Regions from separate parts of the Homo sapiens genome. Here all the other regions are linked to region 1. The links are chromatin contacts, found by Hi-C or POLR2A ChIA-PET in ENCODE. All regions are on one chromosome and are shown on one strand. The core of a region is the stretch at or near the end of the contact, and the rest is flanking DNA. Distances in the headings are between cores, read along the strand shown. Region 1 overlaps DOCK9 (dedicator of cytokinesis 9). Region 2 overlaps STK24 (serine/threonine kinase 24). Region 3 overlaps STK24 (serine/threonine kinase 24).

The links. Hi-C counts contacts between places; a loop is a spot of excess contacts on that map. ChIA-PET counts read pairs that join two places held with the same protein, here RNA polymerase II (POLR2A).
Region 2: a map of CD8-positive, alpha-beta T cell shows a loop between it and region 1 (2.2-fold over the local background). The contact joins two enhancer-like sites. A Hi-C loop is called at or near these places in 1 of 168 maps with a recorded cell type or tissue (CD8-positive, alpha-beta T cell). POLR2A ChIA-PET finds 5 or more read pairs at or near these places in 2 of 52 experiments (GM12878 and T-cell).
Region 3: a loop to region 1 is called in a map of heart left ventricle, with 4 times the contacts of the local background. The contact joins two enhancer-like sites. A Hi-C loop is called at or near these places in 1 of 168 maps with a recorded cell type or tissue (heart left ventricle). POLR2A ChIA-PET finds 5 or more read pairs at or near these places in 4 of 52 experiments (AG04450, BJ, GM12878 and 1 more).

What each region holds. Positions count from the first base shown.
Region 1 is chr13:98,819,763-98,823,630 of GRCh38, forward strand. All of the region lies in intron 45 of DOCK9 (dedicator of cytokinesis 9), which reads right to left. Among named protein-coding and RNA genes, the nearest start is that of DOCK9-AS1, 10 kb to the right of the region's middle. RefSeq lists an enhancer at 1,084-1,584. Within about 2 kb of position 2,254, at least 7 of the 41 ENCODE cell types and tissues checked have a DNase peak (open chromatin) inside an H3K27ac peak, as active enhancers do.
Region 2 is chr13:98,541,585-98,545,452 of GRCh38, forward strand. All of the region lies in intron 1 of STK24 (serine/threonine kinase 24), which reads right to left. Among named protein-coding and RNA genes, the nearest start is that of STK24, 34 kb to the right of the region's middle. Within about 2 kb of position 1,652, at least 10 of the 41 ENCODE cell types and tissues checked have a DNase peak (open chromatin) inside an H3K27ac peak, as active enhancers do.
Region 3 is chr13:98,564,023-98,567,890 of GRCh38, forward strand. All of the region lies in intron 1 of STK24 (serine/threonine kinase 24), which reads right to left. Among named protein-coding and RNA genes, the nearest start is that of STK24, 11 kb to the right of the region's middle. RefSeq lists an enhancer at 3,859-3,868. Within about 2 kb of position 1,994, at least 24 of the 41 ENCODE cell types and tissues checked have a DNase peak (open chromatin) inside an H3K27ac peak, as active enhancers do.

The DNA.
Region 1 (3,868 bases), core at 1,004-3,503:
CACGCTTGGATGAGACGTAAACAGTAATCCCTGAATATGTTCTGTTGATGTCTCTATCTCCTGGGATAGTCTATGGATATAAACACTTAATGCTTCTTACTGGCAACTATTCCTGAATAGAAACAATTTTGACGAATAGAAGCCAGAGACTGGCCTAGTTAAGTTCATATAATGTTTATTACATTCAGCAGCAATTCTGCAATGGCAAGACCTGCTGTTCTGTAAAACAACAGTTTTGTGTGCTAGATACAGTCAGTTCTCGTCATCTGAGGTAGTTATGTTCTATAAAGTCACTGTGAATTAGTGAATACTTGTCCGCTTCCTAGGGAAAATGCAAGGTTCAGTTCCTGGGAGCCTCTGGTTACAACATTTTCATTAACCAATCAATACCTACACTTGTTTTATGTGTTTTGTTTAAAGACATCTAACTAAATATATATTGTTGATTCATTAACATTAAATATATAGCCAACAGCACTAGAACTCACACTTGAACAAAGCTTATGTAACTTACACATGGCAGTGTTCTTGCACTTAGGAACCCCAGAAAGCCATTCTAAACAGCAAACCGCCAACAAAATCCACACAAATGTGAAAAACATGGCATAAAGTAGACCACCAAAAGGGGGCCTGTTCATGGTGTTACAGGAAAGGGGTCCCAATCCAGATCCCAAGAGAGGGTTCTTGGACCTAGTGTAAGAAAGAATTCAGGGCAAGTCCACAGTGCAAAGTAAAAGCAAGTTTATTAAGAAAGTAAAAAGTGGTCAAAGTACAGCTACTCCATAGACAGAGGAGGCTGTTCCTGAAAGTAAGAGGAGGAACACATCCATCCCAGGTACATTACTCGTATATATGGGGAGATGTGCTCTGCTATGAGGATCTGTGATAAAGGATTAATTTTCTTAATTACTGTATTTTGCAAAAATCGATATTATTAGCTTTAAAGAAAAATCAGGAACGCCTTTCTTCTCCAGATATTGAGATATCTAGACACTCTCAAGTCTGGGTCTGTCTAGTAAACATTATTAATTTGATCCCTTAACCATAAACATCTAGAGGCTCAGAATGCCTGACCTTCTGGGAAGGCAGCCCAGCAAGTCCCAGCCTCATTTTCCTAGCCCTCACTCAAGATGGAGTCAGTCTGGTTTGAACACCTCTGACAATGGGATGAGAGCTGCAACAAGAAGCAGAGTGTTGCCTGGTTCGGCCTCAGCTGGAAACATAGTTGAGTGGTAAAATCTTTTGATGCTCTGTACATATCCCTGAATGACCACAAAAGTACCAAGGAGTATTGATTTGGAGGCTACAAAGAAATTTCAGCAGATAGGTGGATAATGAGGATCACCTGTACTTTCTACTTTTCCCTCTGGAGCTCCTCTGGGCCCTGTTCTCCTGGGCTCTGCTCTGAGAAGCAGACACTGCAGGACTCGTGCATGGTGACTTCCTGTCTGGTTGCTGTTGAGTTTGGCCAAGGATAGGCCCCAGTAGGAGGCTGGGGGGCAGGAGGAGAGTGAGGTGGGCAGTTACTCCTTTCCTCCCTGCGTGGGTGCCCTCAGGAGTCCTTTACTAAAAAGCTCACAGGTCCTGCCAGGTGGTCCTTCTATGTAATTTCTCCCTTTCTCCCTAAGGTTAAGGGGTGACGCCCAGCTGCTGCTAACCTCGGGGCACTGCAACATCCCTTGTTGGCTTCCCTAAACCCTCTCTGAACTTTTAAAAACAGTTCCTTTCTTAGACTTTCTTCAATCTCCCAACTATGCTACCTGCATCCTTCCAGGACCTTGGTACTGCATTCGTTAACAAGGGAGGGATCTCAGAACTACATGGGCCATGGGGAATTTTGACACCACAGGAAACTCTGAATTCTTCAATCTACACAGGCTCAGTCTTGCAAAACAAAATTGTGAATAGGAATTGGAGGTTTCTCTTTATTAATCAAAAGCAGCTGGAAAGGAGTCTGCTCTTCGGCTCAGAATCAAGGAAGGTGGAATTGGTGCCAATAAAAACTCATCTGAGACCTGCTGCTAAGAGAATTGAGTATTTTTAGGTAGCGTCCCTTAAAGTCACTTTAGAGAACATCTCAGGCATTTAATTATATCTAATAATGTAGATGAAAAGGGCAATGATTTTTATTCAACTGTGTTATACACTTATCTCCCACCAGATTTTCCCCAAAGTCCTTCCTCTCTGGCAGAGATTTTCATCTCTCTTTTTCTTGCAACATCCTGGCAGCCAATGCAAAAACGTGCCTGGTAATTTCTGCTTTCCTGTCTTTTAGAACATGTTAGTCTTTCTGCTTCCCGTTAGTTTCAATCTGGATGTGCAAGGCTTGCTCAGGACTTTATAACCCTGCTGTGTCACATCCTAATCACCACAGATTGTCATGTACTATGGACCTTGTTAAAGATTTACTAAGTTTATGCTTCAAGGACAAGGTGACGAATCCGTCTTCTGAAAATAGCTGATAAAGGGGTCCTTGTCACAGGCTTAGTTATTACTTAGAGGGGACTCCATTCACAATTTCCCCAAGGCTGTCTGCACTTGATTTCACAGGCTAATTCATTAGGCTCTAACATAATAACTATCTCAGCCTGTTACTCAATCAGATGAGCAAATGCAAGCTTCATTTTATCAGCTCTGCAGGATAGGTCACTAAAAATAGTCTACTTTCCAATCTTTAATTGTTCCTGGCATCGTTGCTTTCCTTATCTAATTCCAAACAAAATGGTACACTCCAGAGGTCTGACTCGGCAGAGGTGCCAGGGTGGTTTCTGCAAGGAGACAATGCAGTCATGCCTCTTCTCAGAGAAAAACTCAGTTGAAATTCGCCTGAAGTGAGGAGTTCAAAGCCAAGAGTATGTGGGCCTTGATCCTTCAGTGGCAGGTTTCATATTTGAGAGTAAAAAGTAAAACAAACAAACAAACAAACAAACAAAAAAGACCATCCACCCAGGCCTTTCAAGGTGGAGAAACAGCAGAACTGTTAAAACCACGTAATAACCAATCTATTTCTTTTTTTGTAGGATACCTAGAAAACTTTATTGGGGTTTAAATTATCTTAATATTTAAACATGAAGTACACTCAATATGTTATCCTTTTAATTCATGCTTAGTTTTTAATTTTGAGGACCATTTGAGACTAGACAATTTACAACAGTGGTTCTTAAACTTTTTGAGCTCAAGACCCCTTCGTAGATTTTAAGAATTATTGAGGACCTCAAAGTTTATGTGACTGTTCTCTCTCAATATTTACAATACTAGATATGAAAACTGAAACAAAATTAAGATTTACTTATTAATTTAATGAAAACAATAAGCCTATTACATATTTTAAAAATAGCATTTGTAAATAAAAAAGGATATTTTTTCCAAAAAAAAAAAGAGTGAAGAGTAGTAGTATTTTCCATTTTTACAACTCTCTTTACTGTCTGATTTTGCAAGATAAGCCCAAATGTGCATCCATTCTGCACACAGCCTGTTTGACAGGCTGTTTGGGTCATTGCGTACAAAGAAAACCCAGCCTCATAGACATTCAGTAGCAAGAGTACCGCCTCAAAGACTCACTGAAAGGTTCCAGGACCATGTTTAGAGAACCACTGACTTATGGCCTAGCTCATGTCATGAGGATGTGTGTTCAAGGGCCTGCCTCCCTGGCATGAGAATGGTTAAAAGCCCCAGTATCAACCGTATGCCACACCGCTGTGGCCCTGGAAATCAGGATGAAGCAGGTGCAGCAGAGGCGGAAGAGACTGACTCCTTTCTTGGCTTGCTCTTTCACTCCATGGGAGAAATTGGACAACTTCAATTTCCTTAAAACATGGGCAGGATTAAAAAGCTTTCCCTCAGCTGTTTCATTCTGCCCTGGGCTGAA
Region 2 (3,868 bases), core at 402-2,901, 280 kb before region 1:
ATTTCTTATTTTTGACTTAGAAGCTGCCAATGTAATAAATGTACCAGATGCTGTCCCTACAGAATTAAATCATGTAATCCCCATCTCTTCAAAGATAAGGAAACCAGAACACAAAGGTGAGATGAACTGTAGGAAAGATTTGAACCAGTTTGTCTCAACAGCCTGTGCCCTCATCCATGACACTTTACCCTTTTACCATGAGGAAGTGTATTTTATCTGCACATCTAAACAGCACGCACTGGTATTACTGAAGCCCGGGGGTTAGCAGGGTGTATCACATAAATTCCGGGAAATGTGGAATAGAGTGAGCAATACTTTTCCACTCACTACTCCATTACTGCTGCTACAATATTTAGTTGAGAAAATAAAATCGTGCATTTCAAAGCAATCTCTTCCTTGGCACAGATCAAAGGACACAGAACACAAGTGAGTCAAAGCTCGTTCCATCTCCACCCGCTGTTCTCCAAGGGTCCACTAGGACTTTAACCATGGGCCGTTTATAACTCATTTCTTATCCCGACCTGAAGACAAAGGTTATTTACAAGACTGCGTTATTTTCTGGACATGGTAATCAGCTCTCATGATTTAATACTTTCTTGACATCACACTCCACCGACCCTAGCGCTGACTGATATGTCAGCCATTTTAAAGCATTGTAAATGGGACTTAAATAAGCAACGTTTTGGAAGGTGTGCAAACCTAAATAAATATTGCTGAGTAGGGACCATTCCAGCCAACTCTCTCGTCTGTTAAGGTAAAAAGGACTGACAAAAACAATACATTCATCCTATGCACAAACAACAACAACAACAACAAAAAAAACGGCCAATTGGTAGGTTCCAACTTCCTCCCAGCTCTGCCTTTTACTGATGGTAACCAGAACAGGGCCAGCCTCAAACTCCAGGGTCAACTCAAGTGACAACACAGTAACCCCTCATACTCACAGAGCACTCTGTGTTTTTCAGGAAACCAGCATATAAATATAAATGGCTTCCTAGACCCAAGAAACAGCCTACAAGGTAGTTCATGCACTTCAGATAAAGAAACACACATTAAAAATCATACAGCTGAGCCTAATAAATGCTCGGGTTTCCCGGTTCCTAGGTTCCTTTCCATATTAGTCCCTTGTTCCTGGAGTGAAAGTGACGGGAAGCAAAGCAGCCCACAGCCCTAGAAAGGCTGATGGTGCAATCTACTTTCTATGCGTTTGTCTTTTACTCTACTTTCTCCATCTACACGTCCAAGTACCAACGCTTACCCTGTATGTCCGTAAGAGGTCAGTTGAAATCTAGACCCCCTCATTTCCAAACAACACCAGAACACGCGGCCTGACAGGAACGGGTGTATTTGTGGAGACGATGGGACGGAGTACCAAGTCTCAGATCCACCACTTCCTGTAGCAGAAAACAGCAGCCAGCTAGCGTGGACCTGGAAGGCCCAAAGACTGAAGCCTCCGGGGGCTTACAGGTGCCAGCAAAGGCCAAGGGAGGGGGGAGAGGCCGCAGCTCCGCTCCGGCTGGGAGGAGACCAGTCATGCCATCCTCCAAAGTTTACAGCTTCGGGAAAATCCTCTCTATCCAAGTGTCCCCACAGAGTTGTTTTTTTCCCCAAAAAAAGAGAACTAAACACTTGAAGGGCAAACCAAATGAATAATTCAACCAATGTGCTCCCGCGGCTGGACCTGACAGGAAGTCTGCATACATTTACTTAACTGCGGCTCTCTCAGTACAACTCAACTTTGATTCGGCACTCAGATTTGAGAAACCTCGACCCTCCAGAAGCACCAAGCAAAAAAGGTCTCCAAGCACAAACACAGCTGCCCCAAATTCCCGGTCTGCCCAAACTGCACCTCTCAGAGTGGGGCCTCAGTCCTGCTCTCAGAACATTCTGGTGCGTAATAAAGGCACACACTACGAAAGGTCAAACAGCTGGTCTCCATCAACAGCAGCTGAGAAGCAGCAGGTGAGGCCAGGGTGGGCGCGGACCCGAAGACGCGGGTCTGATCGCTGCAGAGAGACAGAGAATACAGAGAGAGGGGAGGCAGCAACAGGAGACCCCGCACTGGGGCCCGGAAGCCCTCTACTCCCAAGTGGCCCCCAAGGATGGTGCTGAACTATGGTAGGACGCAGGACACCCCTCGACTGCAAGAGAGGAGCTGCCAGCCGCCCCGAGGGTGAAGCCTGCAGATGCGGTGCCGGTCATCAATGGCTTCTATTGAACGGATCACCGCCAGAAGCTGCCATCCACGACTCAGTATCCGGCAGACTCGGTCACCCACACGCATAAACCACATGCTATACAAAAGAAACTTGATTTTACTTCTGGGTCTTTTTTGATCCTAGGCTTCATAAGAACAGCACACAATGTAAATTGGCAAGTGTGAGTATCCTGGCTCTAATTTGGAGTCATGTTAGTGGACCTCAGGTTTAAAAATAGCTATGAAGAGGCTTCTAGTAAAAGCCATTAAATGAAAGGTGCATTTACGTTAGGCTGCTGTGGCCCACGCTGAAGTTAATAAAGGAAGGAGAGTGAGAAGAAAAGTCCATCTGCAATAAAACTAGGAACTACTCTCACCTGAACCCACAGATGACAAAGACTACCTGCCGGGCACAATGACCTCTGCCCCAGGCTGAGGCGACAACTGAGAACACAGCAGGACCTTAGGCCAGCACAGGGGCAGGAGGCTCTGAAACTGAGGTGGCAGGTACGTTCCCGTGGCCCAACTGCAGACACAGAAGTCCCCAGCAGGCCTGGCCCACGAGGGCATCTCCACTTCCCTAACCAGGAAGGTTTCCTGGAAGAGAGGCCAGCTTTGCACTGTGGGCCCCAGGCAACTGGGCCCTGACCCTGCATCTGGGAAGCAAGGGCCCTACTGGGAGTGGCGCAGCCCCCCTGGAGTATCTCATCCCGCCGGGTAGAGCAGGCAGAGGCACAGCCAGCCGGCAGAAGGCAGGGCAGGCCGGAGAGGAGAGGACAGAGCCGCCCGCCCCAGGAGGCAATGCTCCCCACCCTCCAAGCCGACCTGAGGCCAGGGTACATGGCAGGTCCCCTCCTAAGCCAAAGAATCCACACCGAGGCATGCGGAGACGCCTCTACAAGGAAAGACAGTGGTGAAAAAGAAAACAAGCAAAAGGAAAATATTTCCGAATTCCCAAGGGAGAGGGGAAACATTTCAGAAAAATACTCTCAACTCTCAAAGAAATTACAGACAATTCGGAGCACCTTTTAAGTCTCCAAAAAGCATTAACACAGCTAGAGATGAAGGTAATAAAAATCATTATCAAAATAAACATCACATTAAAAGCAGCAAAAAGTAGAAAACAATGACAAAAAAGCATATCATCTGAAGAATGGAAGCGCTAAAAAGATGGAAAAGTGATCAGAAAAGATGTTCCATACCTGAAAATGAAAATAAGCAAAAGGCAAAAACCCCACTTCCAGTTAGTTTATCCTAGGGAAATAGACAAGTGAAAAGATTCATATGTCCAAAGTTTTCCAAAAATGTTTTTAAAGCTGCAAACTACCTAGGTAGACATCAATGTAAAATTAATGACAGGAATTGGTGCCCTTTTGGTTGAGGGACAGGCGTACTCCTGCACACATTCAAAGAAAACATGTGGAATGAGGTACACTGAGATGTTAACAGTATGTTCTCTCTGTTTTTCTGCACTGTCCCAGTTGTTAGCAATGAGCCTATTTCACACAGGCATATTTCGGGAAAAGCAGGGCAACATCTCAATTTTTAACGTACACACGTGCAGATCAAAAAGTGCCAGACTAGGCCGGGCGCAGTGGCTCATGCCTGTAATCCCGGCACTTTGGGAGGCCGAGGCGGGTGGATCACGAGGTCAGGAGATCCAGATCACGG
Region 3 (3,868 bases), core at 744-3,243, 260 kb before region 1:
AACAGACGACATTATTAAAATAAATGGGGGGGAGAGATAACAGAGAAATAGAGATCACTTCTGAATCAAAAGTCAAATCAACTATACATAAAAGCCAACATCCCAAACATTGAAAACTCTACTGATATGAAATACTTTTTCCCATTCTGAAATATATGTATAGTATTACATTTAGTTAAGTGTTAAATACAACAGCTACCGAGAAAAGAAAATCAATTCTAACCAAAGACGGTCATTTCATCAGTGGGAAAAACACCGGCGGGTATGCCCTTCTCTCCCCTGCGGCATCCCAGCACCTGGAGCTAAGAGGAGCTGGACAGATGATACAGAGCTTGCTCGGGGGCTTCCCCTTACGAGGGCTCCCTAGGCAGAGGAAGGCAAGCGGTACTGAGTCTGAGAATCCTGCAGTGGCTGAGCATGGGGAGGGGTAGGTTCAAAGGCCCAGGAACAGGCACTGAGCTTTGGAGGAGCACAGGGAGCTGAGCCCACCCAGGGCAGAGGAGCTGAAGAGCAGAGAGGAGGAAGCTGGGTACTAAAAAAGGCCCTGAGTTTTAGGCTGGCGTCTACATCTGATCAGGAAGTCAGGAGCAGCAGGCAATACCACAGTTAAGAAAAGTTATCCTGACAAATTTGAGAATTATCAGGTTCAGAGCATTTGTTCTAGTTCGGGGTTTTCCAAAAAGACTACTGCACCCTAGATCTTGAGAGATGCACTCCTTATGAAATAAGGTTCCAAGTGGCACGCAGTAGCATAAGCCTGTAATCTCAGCTACTTAAGAGGCAGAAGCAGGAGGACTGCTTGAGGCCAAGAGTTCAAGTCCAGCCTTGGCAACATAGCGAGATTCCCATTTCTAAAAATAAAAATAAGGTTCCAAGGTCAAAAAGACATGGAACACACATCCTCTGCCCCCAACAGGTTTATAAATACATGCTAAAATCGCAAAGGCTCTAATGAGTCTTATAATTACAGGCCTATTCAATTCCCAAAGTTAGGTCAGCGGTTCCAAAGTCAGTCTTTGGAAATACAAGCCATAGGCTGCAAGCACTGATTGTAGCTTGCTCTGCTTTTCAAATGGGCAAGGCTACTGTGTGCTTCACTAGAGTGGGGAGCAATGAGGATTCAGGATTCTTTTTTGATTCTCCAGCGCAGTGGTTCTCAAAGTGTCATCCTCGAGGCGGCAATACACCAGGACACTTGCTCAGAACACAAACTCCCTCCGAGACGCCCAGAATCAGAAACTCCAGGGCAGCAGGGCAGAGCCTGTAGTCTGCATTTTACCAACCCCTCCAGGTGACACTGAGTGGCCTTATATTCTATTAGAGGGCTGGGCGCGGTGGCTCACACCTGTAACCCCAGCACTCTGGAAGGCGAAGGCGAGAGGATCACTTGAGGTCAGGAGCTTGAGACCAGCCTGGCCAACAGGGCAAACAAAACCTTGTCTCTACTAAAAATACAAAAATTAGCCTGGTGTGGTCGCGGGTGCCTGTAATCCCAGCTACTTGGGAGGCTGAGGCAGGAGAATTGCTTGAACCCGGGAGGCAGAGGTTGCAGTGAGCCGAGATCGTGCCATTGCACTCCAGTCTGGGCACGAGAATGAGACTCCATCTCAAAAAAAAAAAAAAAAAATTATATTCGATTAGAGGGTACTTTTTCAGTTATTTCTTCACCATCCAAAACAACACAGTCTGGGCAACACCTGAAAGGCAATGAACAGGAGCCAGTCAGCAGCTCCATGCCCACCCTAAGGAGGTGGGGCTCAGAGCTCACTACAGAGAATGGAGATAAAGGAACAAGGAAAACATCTGAAAGTCCAAGTCACCGCCCCCCACACCCACAATCCTAAATTCCAGGAAGCCAGTTAAAAATAATCCAGGAACAAGTTTCCCGATCAGGAGGAGTGCACAGACAGCGCAGTGCCAGCCCGGTGGGCTGAAGGCCCAGGGCTCCCTCTGCTCCAGCACCAGGCGGTAGGCATGGGGGTGGCAGCCAAGGTCAGCTACCTCCTCTCACGCAGACAACCGCCACCAAGAAGGCCCAGCCCCTCCGGCACAGGACCACAAGGACCCACACCGCCAGCTGCCCACCTTGCTGTGCCAGGCACGCTGCCAGCCAGAAGCACGCCAGGCTATGGGGGAAGGACCTGCCCTCAATGAAATGGAGATTTTTCTTTTCCTCAAAAAAAATGAATAACAATGAAACATGAACACACTCTTCTTTAAAGGTTAAAAACAAGGAAATAAAAACGCCCAAAACACCCTCTGTTCACAGCCCTGAACTCAGCTGTTTCATGGAGGCTGGAGGGACAATGTGACGGTCAGGAGGGCAGAGCTGTGTTGGGGATGTGGTGCAGGGAATCTGACACGCCAGGGAGCAGGCAGTCGGGAGGAAGGAAAAGAACACACATGCTGGCCTCCCAGTCAGGGCTTCCGCCCCAGTGATGCTGTTTTCTAGCCGAGGCCTTGGGCAGGTTTCATAAGCCTCGGTTTTCTCATCTGTAAAATTAGTCTGACAGCCATTCCCTCAGCAGAGACCCTGAGGGTTCACCAAGAGGCCTGGCCCTCACTGAAGAAAACTCAATCAAAGCAGTCCCCTTCCGACAAGGCTTCCCATGAAGGGCAACAAATTCCAAAGATGTTTATTTTCTAGACTGACATAAATCCAGCCATGCCACAGGCTCAGTCCTTCCACCTACCCACAGCAAGCAACAGGGAAGCAGGTGGGAGAAGAAAGCTCTGCTGCAGAACTGCTGAAGAAGTGAGGCTTTGTGCTACCAGCTTTTTCTGTGTGAATTACCTCTCAAGAAATATTTGGTACCAGGAAACTGCATCCATCACACATACCACAGGAACGCTCCTCAAGCAATACCTTTCTTCATCTGGAGTTCAAGTGGCAGTTTAATAACTTTGAAGTCACCACATTGAACACGCTTCCAAAGTTCGACGAAACTATACCTAAAATAACTGCGGGCTAAGGCTCAGTCCCAAGTTCCAGACTGTTTTTCATTTCTACTCAATGGTTCGTTGCTGTAAAATTCTACCCAAGAAAGTACTCTGTCCTTAAGCAAGAAATCACTTGAAGGCCATACCCCAAAGAAGAGCTTTCGCTGTTTAGATACGCACCCTTCAAGTCCTCCATCCATTAACATGCTATGGATTTATGGCCAGCGCTGTGCAGTGCCCCCAGCGCGCAGACACCACTGACTCTGCAACATGCAATCTGCTAACACATGGCCACTGGGACAGCCACATAACACCCAGGCCCTCTGACGGGCTATTCGGCATCTGTGGCACACGTGTGCCCCAGTCCTGCACCGACCACCACGGAACATACGACCAGACTGATGCCACCTCCGCCCTGCCAAGAAGCACATACTCAATTCTGGACCAGGGGGTTGGAACCCCAAAGCATCATAAACTTAAGCAAGCGTTTCTCCAGAGAGATCCTATGAGGCTCCCGGACATCGTTCTGTGTCCACAGGATCTTGGGACCAAAAAAATGAGAGAAGCAAGAAGAGCAGGTTCTCAGTTCAAGTTGGGGAGGTGGAGGCCACCGACCAGTAGAGAGATGGAAAAATAAGCAGACATGTATACTGCTGTTTATTTACAGGGAGAAAATAAGAGGCACAATCTCATGATGAAGAGAACGGAGGCTCCGAGTTCTTGCCCGCCGCCCTGGCCCAGCAGTCAGTCCTAGCTCTTGGAATTTCCTCACCTGCCTGGCCCTGTCTTTATTCACCTATAAACTGAAGAATAGCAACTTGGAGGTAGAGGGGTCACACAGACAGCAGCATCTAATTGGGTCAATCCTGAAATCCCACTAAAATCATAAATCTAAAAACCACCACATACCTGAAACAGAGAGAAGACA